2 separate regions of the Homo sapiens genome follow, and region 1 is linked to region 2. A link is a contact called in ENCODE Hi-C or POLR2A ChIA-PET data. All regions are on one chromosome and are shown on one strand. The core of a region is the stretch at or near the end of the contact, and the rest is flanking DNA. Distances in the headings are between cores, read along the strand shown.

Evidence for each region. A loop is a pair of places that touch in the nucleus more often than their neighbours do. ChIA-PET counts read pairs that join two places held with the same protein, here RNA polymerase II (POLR2A). Pooled maps may share reads with other maps.
Region 1: a loop to region 2 is called in a pooled map, with 6 times the contacts of the local background. The contact joins two enhancer-like sites. A Hi-C loop is called at or near these places in 4 of 50 pooled maps. POLR2A ChIA-PET finds 5 or more read pairs at or near these places in 3 of 52 experiments (IMR-90, activated CD4-positive, alpha-beta T cell and naive thymus-derived CD4-positive, alpha-beta T cell).

Annotation. Positions count from the first base shown.
Region 1 is chr1:223,723,455-223,728,612 of GRCh38, forward strand. All of the region lies in intron 2 of CAPN2 (calpain 2), which reads left to right. Among named protein-coding and RNA genes, the nearest start is that of CAPN2, 13 kb to the left of the region's middle. RefSeq lists an enhancer at 4,037-4,697. Within about 2 kb of position 3,166, at least 33 of the 41 ENCODE cell types and tissues checked have a DNase peak (open chromatin) inside an H3K27ac peak, as active enhancers do.
Region 2 is chr1:223,228,703-223,233,609 of GRCh38, forward strand. It overlaps SUSD4 (sushi domain containing 4), which reads right to left. Exons shown (of 9, transcript NM_017982.4): 6 at 495-686. Among named protein-coding and RNA genes, the nearest start is that of TLR5, 88 kb to the left of the region's middle. Within about 2 kb of position 1,894, at least 5 of the 41 ENCODE cell types and tissues checked have a DNase peak (open chromatin) inside an H3K27ac peak, as active enhancers do.

The DNA of each region.
Region 1 (5,158 bases), core at 1,916-4,415, 500 kb after region 2:
CAGCACCCCCCTTACCAGCCTCCCAGGGCACTGTCCATGGCTACATTGTCCATGGGCCATCATGTCCCCTCGGCTTCTCTTCTGGTTGTAAATGCTCTTGCACTTTTCTCCCTTGTGGCTGCCGTCCACACTCCCAGCTGCCTTCCCTCTGCACTTAAGATCTAAGATCTTAGAGACGAGATGAGACATCTCTTGCCTTCGTGCATCTAAGACAGCTCATCAACAGGTCCAGGTGAACTGCTAACACTGCTGTGTTGCTTGGAGGCCCCTGTCCCACCCTGGCTGCCTCAGCTTTGGCCATGGTACCCACGGTCTCCAGCTACATCAGATGCCTGAAGAACAAATCTCTCCTTAGCTCTCCCTGCCCCCTCTCCAGGAATAGGAGCAGTGGGACCCCCTTCAAGAATCCCCCATTTCCCATATACTTTCCTGCAAAGCCACAGGGCGTGCAAAGTGGGATTCCAGGGCTCCAGCCTGCTCCCCATGGGCCTCTGGATCCAGGGGTGACTCTTTGCCTGTTTGGGTGCCTCTTTAGATTTTCCACCAGCTTCCTGTGGCCAGGAGCCAGACCACGCCCCTATACGGCCATAGTTGTCTTATCTTGTCTCTGAGATTAGAAGGTTGGAACAGATTTTCCTGATGCCCCACTACTTCTGACATTCTGTGACTTTAGAATGTTACCTTCCTCGACAGCCCCCTGCACCCTCACACATCTGGCTTTAGCTGGACTGGTGTTTGTGAGGAATTATATCTCCACCTTGTTCAGCACCAGTCCCCAAGAAGACCAGCCAAGGGACACTCATCTGGGGATTTGAGAAATGAAGGACCGTGGGTTCCATGAGGTCTGTTGGGGTCCTGGCTAGCAACACTGTCTGGATGATTGAGCCCCAGGAGGAGGTGGCCTGGCCAGCAGGTGTGCAGTGAGGCCACTTCTAGACCACCCCTGTCCCATAGAGCTTCTAGTGATGATGGAAACCGTGTATATCTGCACTGCTCCAAACAGCAGCACTAGCCCTGTGTGGCTGTGGAGCACTTGAAATATGACTCATGCAACTGAGAAACTGAATTTGTAATTTTATTTAATTTAAATGTAAATAGCCACATGTTCCTTGTGGCTGCTGCACTGCACAGCAGCAGACTGTTGCGCTCTGGAATCCAGCCTCTCAGCCTTTACTCTCCAAAGCGGGATAGTATTCACATCAGAGCCAAACAATGCACAGACGTCAATAAACAGGCAGGGCATGGTGGCCCATGCCTGTAATCCCAACACTTTGGGAGGCTGAGGTGGGAGGGTCCCTTCAGCCCAGGAGTTCAAGACCAGCCAAGCAACATAATGAGAACCCATTTCCACAAAAAAAAATTTTTTTAATTAGCTGGGCATGGTGGTGTGCACCTGTAGTTCCAGCTACTTGGGAGGCTGAGGTGGGAGGATCACTTTGAGCCCAGGAGGTCAAGGCTGCAGTGAGTCGTGATTGCACCATGACATTCTAGCCTGGGTGATGGAGTGAGACCTTGTCTCAAAACAAACAGCTAAACCTACATCAATAAACATCTGTAAATATCAGGGTAGCGAATGAGGACTTGGTGTCTGGCAGTTAGGGACTGGCCTCTTATTCTGCCACATACTGGCTCTGTCATTTTGAGTGGATCACTATCCTCTTCACACCTCAGTTTCCTCATCCGTGAAATGAAGATAATAATAGTGCCTACTATCAAGACCATCCTGGCTAACACGGTGAAAACCCATCTCTACAAAACTACAATATGAAATACAAACAATTAGCCGGGCGTGGTGGCATGCACTTGTAGTCCCAGCTACTCAGGAGGCTGAGGCAGGAGAATCGCTTGAACCTGAGAGGTGGAGGTTGCAGTGAGCCATGATCGCACCACTGCACTCCATCCTGGGCAATAGAGCGAGACTTCATCTCAAAAAAAAAAAAATTGTGTCTACCTCAGAGGACTGTAAAGATGAAATGAAATAATAGACATATAAAGCTCAGAGCTCCAGAGGCTGGTACATAGTAAAGGTTTAATCCATGCAGATTGCACGTTCTCTTTGGGGACAGTACAGCTGGAGGGGAGTACTGTCAAATGAGGTCGCGTCGCTGAGGTGGAGACACATTGTGGCACATCTTGAATACCCGACTGGGTCCCAGCTTTAGCACTTGACATTGGCGGCCACCTAAGTTTTGGAGAGGGGTATGACAGAGGAGGTGGTGTCCCAGGGGGAAGGTCCGGAAACTCAGAGGAGTTTCCTGCTGTAATTTTCTTTGGTCACACAATGGTCATGGCCTCCTGATGTTTCCCACAAAGGGCCAGAGGCCCTTCAGTGCCAAGGAACGTGGACTCTCTCCTATCCCAGCACATACACGTGCTTCCAGTACCTTGTGATCTCTAGCCATAAGTTTCCACTCACCCATCTGCGAAATGGGAACAATGACGATGTTTGCGTCCTTTCTTTTTCTTTTCCTACAATGCAGGGAACTTTAAGACTATGTGACAGAAAGGTGCCACTGGAACCCAGGGCCTCGTGGGTTTCCTCCGTCTCTCGGGAGACCAGGATCCGAGTGAGAAAGTTTCCCACGTTCATTCTTGTTGGGCCCATTCTCAGGATGATGTTTCTCCTGTATTTTGCTACCCCAGCCCAAGCAAGACTAGTAGTTCAGCTTTGTGAATCCCCTCAGGAAGTCAGGAAAATAGATACTGTCTTTGGGCTTCCTCCAGGAGCTAAGAAAGGAGAGTTCCTGAAGAGCAGGAATTTAAGACAGGAATTGGCAGCCGAGGGCAAGGTTCCACCTCCTCCTCCCTTCTTCTGTGGGGTCTGTGATGAGAGCAGGGATGGGGAGGAAGAGGGTGGGTTTGCCTGCGCCTGGGGGGAGGGCAGCCATCAGGAAGGAGCAGCCACCTCTGCTGGGGTACTGGAGATAAAAACTCTGATATTGACTAGTGACCGTGGGGGCGATGGCCCAGGAGGGTCAGGGCTGCAGGGAACAGGGACACAAAAACGACAAAACATGCAACAGGTTATGTCCTTCTGGTCCAGGGCACGGCTGAGACAGGCAAGGGACTAGAGAGAGGAAGAGTGAATGTCAAGCCCCAGCACCCTCGCCTCCCTCCCATCCTCCCTTTTAGGGCCTCCCTTCTGGCAGATAGGGCAGGGAGAAGGGAAAGGAAAGGCCTGGGACACGTGGTTTGGATCACTGGCTGTGGCTCACAGTTCTGATGTGTGTGCAGTTTAGGGAAGGAGGCTGAAGACTTCTTGTTAATAAGGGTGGGGCATGAGTAAAATGGAGGATCTGCCCCCTCCCCTCCCAGCCCCTGATACAAATGAAGGATGATTGTACATGCATGGGGAATTCCACTTTGGGGGTATCCTTTTCTGGGCTGCTGCCAGACTCTGAAATGAGTAACAAAGGGATGGCCCAGGGTGACTCATCAGCTACCCTCTCGCAGGCCTAGCACGCTGGCGGGGTGTGCATTTCCTCTAGAGAAGCCCCTCCCTGCCAGTTTCAGAGGGATGGCCCTGAATTGGCTTTTCAGAGGTTCCTTCTCCTCCCTTCCAAAGCGAAGACCCACAGCTGCCTGAAAATGTGGCTCTCCGCCTTCTTGGGCTGCCTAGGACCTTGAGAGATGTGTCTCTCTGGGACAGGGTGTCAGGTCTGCTGGAGATTGTTAAAATGCTGTTGTCTCAGGAAGGGTGAAATTTAGCCAGGAGCAGTCTTCAGTAGCTTGGTCTGTTTATCGTGTATCTAGCTGTCAGCATGCAAAACAAAAGAACAAAAGGTCTAAAGAAATATAACGCAAAACAGGTACGATTTGAGATCCATCAGGGTTTCTCAACCTTGGCACAACTGACTGGATAATTGTTCATTGTAGGGGGCTGTCCTGTGAATTATAGGATGTTTAGCTGCATCCTTGGCCTCTACCCACACACCCCCGTGTGCCACTCAAAAATGTCTGCAGACCTTGCCAAATGTCCCCTGGGGGCTTGGCGGAGTTGGGGGGTGCATGGAATGCCCCCAGTTGAGAACCACTGGCAGAGCAGGAGTGAAGGGGGAGGTACTGTGGGGGTCACTGGGCACACAGAATGCCATTTGGGGAGCCTGGTGCAAGGGAGTGGCCGGATGGGAGGTAGGAATAGCAGTGGTAATCAGTAGGTGAGTTGCTGAAGACAAACTAAATATTCTTTCCAGCATTGCTTCAATCTAATCCAGCCGCAAGTATGAGTAAATACTGTAGGAAAGGAGAAAACATTGCATGTACGGGGTCAGGGCAGCATTGCTGGGATATTTGAGCCTGTGGGAGGGGAGCTTCAAGCTTCCCACTAGCATTGGGAGGAACACAGCAAAGGAGGAGAAGGGCCCTCCCTGCTTCTTGGAGAATGGTTCCACTGGCAGGCCATTCCGTCTGCTCAGCTTCCTAGCTCAGGTGCCTTTCCAAACCACACATCAGCAGGGAGACAGTGGGAACATCTCAGGTCCAGGGTACCTTGGGAACTGCAGAGCAGCTGGGTGGCCTGACACTGGCATTTCTCAGTGTTGGCTCCATTCTCTTGCTGGCACCCCCAGGTGGGAGACTCTGTTAGCAGGTGTATCTTACTATCCCTGGCTCCCTGGTATGCGTTACAGTTCAGACTCCCAAGCACAAGCTCCCTGTTTTGTCACACCTGTATCTAGTGTGTAACAATCCACCCCAAAACAAATGGCTTGAAACACAAGGCATTTTGTTCTCTCTCATGGTTCTGAAGGATGACGGGGCTGAGCTGGGCAACTCTCTCCCGCTCTCTCAAGTGGTTGCAATCAGATGGGGATGGGGACAGAGTCATCTGTAGGCCCCCTCAACCACATGTCTGGTGCCCGGGCTGAAGGGTGGATCAGCAGGGGTCCAGGGATCTCTGTCTCTTTTGTGGTCTCCCCATCACAGGGACTTGAAGGTAGCTGAACATCTTACAGCAGCTCATGTCCCAAGAGAAAGACCTGGGAGCTGTCTCATCTTTACGACCTAGGCTTGGAAGTCACATAGCATCACTTCTGCCATATCCTATTCATTGAGATCAATGAAGGCTCACCCAGGATCAAAGAGAAGGGACATGGAGCCCACTTCTAGATGGAGAGTGGCAGGGTTCTGGAAGAACATGTGAAACCAGAAACATTGTTGC
Region 2 (4,907 bases), core at 644-3,143:
TCCTTGAGTGGAAGAGAAAGGTAAAGTTATGCGTTGCTTGGGTCCAGGGCAATGCATCTAATTCTGGTCACACCCACAGGCCTGTGTCCTTACCAGTGGAAAAGGACAAGGCTGGGAGAAAAAAGAGTGTGGAGGCTGGAGGTCTTTCCATGGATGCTAGGGGTCTAGGGACCCTGTTTAGATGGTCAGCTTTTTAACCTGGGAATGGACAGGTTAATACTCCTGACCCTCTGAATAGGGTCCCTAGGCCCCTAGCATCCATGGAAGGACCTCCAGCAGACAGTTAATACTCTTGACTGTCTGAACAGGACCTACAAGCATCTGGCACAGAGCCCAACAGCAGCCCCATCGACCCGCAATGATATGTTTCGATATCCTGTTCCTGACACTGGGTGGGGGAGGAGAGATACAGCTTGGTACATAACCACCACCCACTATGTGCAGATGGTCCAAGGAGGGTCCATCTCCTCCAAGGGTGAGGCCTTCAGTCTTACCTGATTTGATGCAGTAGACTTGATAAGAAGGAAACCACTCTCCATACTGGCAGGTGATGTACTTGTAGTCGCTGGTGAGGCTGTAGCCAGGATCGCAGTAAAACTCCACCACAGTTCCGTGGTTGTAGCGCTCACAAGGCCGCGGGTGGCAGACGAAATCTCCGTGACTCACCATTGGAGGTAGTGGACAGACTTGGGCAGTAGGGGAGAATAAAAGTTTCAGAACCACAAGCTCACCTTTGTCTGAAGCCCCTAAGACGAAGAATGGCCTAGGAGAACTCAGTTAAAAATGTGCTTATGGATTAATCACCAGGCTACTGAGTTGCATTAGAGATGGTCTCTTTTTTAGTATTTCATGGAAGGCGGAATGGAAGCCTGCTGTAATATTCTGAGCACGTGCCGTTGTGACATGGCATTGTGAAGTACATCGTAAAAGAGAGGTTCGTTTTACAATGCAAAGAGTATGCCTATTTAATAGAGAGTATTAAGCTACTGTATTAATAATGCATGCTATTATGTGCCAGACAACCTAGTAAATAAAATTAACATATTTCTGTACAAAATCTTTACTGAAAGGCATAGTTATCCCAAGCCTGTTTCTGTGACCACAGTAGTAATTTGGGTCTATTAAAATCACAGGGCAGTGTCCCTAACCTGATCCCCTACAGCTCTGCTGAGGCTTAGCCAATGACGAACATGGAGCAGTTCTTCTAGCTCTGCTTGCAGAGCCAGGGCACAGCCTCCAGGGCAACCAGAGTTAGGTGCCTTGGGCATGAGGCTTGGTTCTGCCACCAACACCACACTGTGTGACCTTAAGCAGATCCCTTAACCTCTTTGAGCCTTGATTTTTCTCCTCTGTCAAATGGAAGCTTATTCTACCCTAGGAGGACGCCTTAGGGTTCTGACTCGAATATCCCATCATGTTAGGGGAAGAAAAAGTTGTTTTTAGTGTCTTTAGTATCTTGGTACTGCATTCTAGGTTGCGAGGTAAGGACGGTTCCATCTCTGTCACCACAAAGACGGCTTCAGTGGGAGTTCGGTGCTTTTTATGCCACAAGGAGCTCATTCTTGGATGAGGACTCAGAAATAAACAGTGCTGCTGCTTAAACATTCTTCAAGAAACAGTCAAACCACAGATTCTATCAGTGCCAACTTCAAACCCACACTCACAGAAACCAGTAAGAATTCTGACCAAAAAAAAAAAAACCTAAACGAAAAAGAGTTAACTTTTGATTCCCTCCCTTGGGGTAACCAAACACCCTGGCCAGTGCAGAACAGGCACTGCCCACCATACAGGCCAGAAGAGGTGCCCTCTCCACACTGGCCACTGAAACTACTCACTGGCAGCAGTGGGTGCCACTTGGAAAACAAGATGGCCCTCCCTGCAGAGCAGGCCACCCTGCCGGAGGTGTCCCGATGCGTGTGAAGCAGGGTTGGAGGCACACTACAGGCACTCTCTAGTCCTTCAAACAACACTGTAGTGTAGATCTTGTTGGTTCTTTCAGAGAAGGGGAAACGGAAACTCACAGAAGCAACTAGAGGAGTGAGTAGAAGCCCAGGTATGCTCTAGACAGGCCTAGGTCTGAATTCCGGCTGAACTACTCACCAGCCGAGTCACCCTAAACCAATCCCTGTGCATCTTTGAGCTTCAGGGTCCTCAGCTGTACAACAAGAGTCTCTGAGGGCTATCTCGAGAAATGCTGGTGAGGGCTTAGTTCAGAGCTGACAAACTGTGATTATTCAGGGAAAACCAGGACTTGAGTATCTAAAGAGATGGAATTTAACGAGGTGATGGCAAAGTGGAGAAGCCAGCAGGAACACCCCAAGATTAGTGAGAGCAGGAAGCCACTACCGCTCCTGGGCTGGTGGGATGAAGGGGTCTCGTTGCTGGGGTCCCTAGTGGAAGGTGGAACCATGGAGGTCTATCCCGCGGGAACTGGAGCCCGGGGAAACTCAGACCCCGCTGGAGATGTCCCCAGGGCAGGAACAGTGAGGGAGAAGTAGCCTGGTTCTCCACCTGCCCACCCTCCAGGCTCCCTCTGGACAAAGCCAGTGGGGAGCCAGGTGACAAGGGGGTCTGGGAAACAGGGTCTGCGGTGGACAGCCTGTCTAGATCTGGTGCAGTGCAGGGAAGGTCCAGGGCAGATCTGAGGCTGGCAGGCCCAGGTGTGCTCAGTAAATGGTGGCTGTCAGGTGGCTGCTGTGAGCATCCCACAGGTGGACACTGGCAGAGACAGGCTTTGAGCTCTGACTCTGAGGCCCAGGAGCTTTCTGCTGCTCTGCCTCAGGGTCTCTCCTGGGCTGGCAAATGCAGTCACACAACCCCTTGCATTTCCACAAACAGGGGCTCTTTTCAAGTTTGCTACCACCAGGGTGCTCTGGGAGCATCTCCAGGAAATAAAGCAGAAGGAAGCAAAGGGAAGGACAGCTGATGAGGAACAGGGAGAGAGAAAAAGGCACTGGCCACGTTGTTGAACTGGTCCTGGGAGATCCAGGGATGTGGCCGTAAGGGCTCTTCTCTCCTTGGAGGCCCTCCTCCGTGCTGCTTCTCCTCTACTCAATTCCTGGTTCTTCCCACAAGGAAGGGGTCTCCAGTGGCCCCGGGACTGCCTGGGGGCCCCCTTCCCTGCACTGCTGGAGCATTCCCCAGCGCTGTTGTACGCTCAGGAGGCCGGCATCTTCTCTGGGACAGGAGCCCCTTTCTGTGGTCAAGGGTATGGCAAGTGTCCATTGACAGATGAATGGATAAAGAAAATATAGGCAATATACACCACAGAATATTATTCAGCCTTAAAAAGGAAGGAAATCCTGCCATTTAGGACACAATGGAGAAACGTGGAGGACGTTCTGCTAAGTGAAATAAACCAGGCACAGAAAGACAAGATACTGCATGATTTCACTTATATGTGAAATCTAAAGAAGTTGAATACATAAAACCAGGGAGCAGAACAGTGGTTACCAGGGTTGGGGAGGTAGAGGGAATCAGAAGATGTAGGTCAAAGGGTAAAAGGGTGCAGTTCCATAGGACGAAGCCCAGAGCTCTGATGTATAGTATCCAGACTCCAGTTAATAATACTGTATTATACACTGGAAATTCACTAAGAGAGTAGATTTCAGGAAATGGATTATGTTAACTTACTTGACTGTAATAGTCATTTCACTGTGTAGATGTATCTCAAAACATCATGTTGTACACCTTAAATATCTAACATTTTTATGAAAGAGAAAAAGAGGTACACAGAGCAGGAAGGCACTTCTCCTCAAAGGCTCTCTAAACAAGCCCCTGAGGGCCACTGTAGGATTAGAAAATTACCAAAACTCTTTTCAAAGCACAGAAAATGTCATGAAAGAGCCCACATAAATGTATGCAAGTTTGTTATCAGCAGCATTTTTTTCTCACTGGGCCTGAAAGATGAACGACTGTTCAAATCATTGCATTCACCCCGAGGCAAATGGTCCCATGGTGTGCTCAAGAATTTCTGTACCATACAGATCAACCATTTAATCAATCATTTAATGAGCAAAGGCAGGCAGCACGGAGTGGCATATAGGGCCGTGGGCTGTGGAGTTACCCAAATTTGTGTTCAAACCTCAGCTCTACCACTGATGAGCTTCAGGGTGTTAGGCAGCTTGTTTGACTTCTCAGGGTCTTAGCTTTCCCATCTGTCTAATGAGTGAAACAATTCCCAACTCCTCCAGTTGTTGAGAGGATTTGAAGATGTATGAAAACTGCATAACACAAAGGTCAGGGACACAGTAGGCACTTAATAAATAATAGCTATTAGTATCACTGGTGTCCAAACTTGCTGGGGTTCCCATGCTGCCCTTCCCGTACTGGGGCACTACCAGGCTCCTTATGCAATTAGGATACCTGGGATTGCACCAGGGAAGCCCCAAACATTCAGAGAATGTGAACACATCTCATCACCACATTTTCTCAGAGGCCAGATAAAAACCATCCATTGTAGAGGCCTTAACTCTGAGACTGTCATAATCGGCTGGTAATGGAGATGCATTTTCCCCTTAAGTAGAAACAATTATCTTCACACCTTGTAGTGTTTGTAATGATTGCACCTGGCAGACCATTAGCTTTGCTGTAAAGGAAACCCCATGTGGTGTGGTGAGGGTAGGGGGTGGGAGCGTTTCTTTTAACTTGGAAGGAAACAACAACAAAAGTATTATTAATTATAAACTTAGGGAGGCTTATTTAAAAATCCCAATATAAAAATACCCATGGCTTAGGGGACTTCCACCTCTCACCCAACACTGCCTCTCACTATGAGGCTCGACTGAGTACTGCTACTGTCTCCTCTCTACACCTTCCCTAACAGACAGACAGTTCCACACAGACAGACAGACAGACGGATGGACACACTCCCACACCCAGAGGCCTCAGACACATGGCAAACAGCC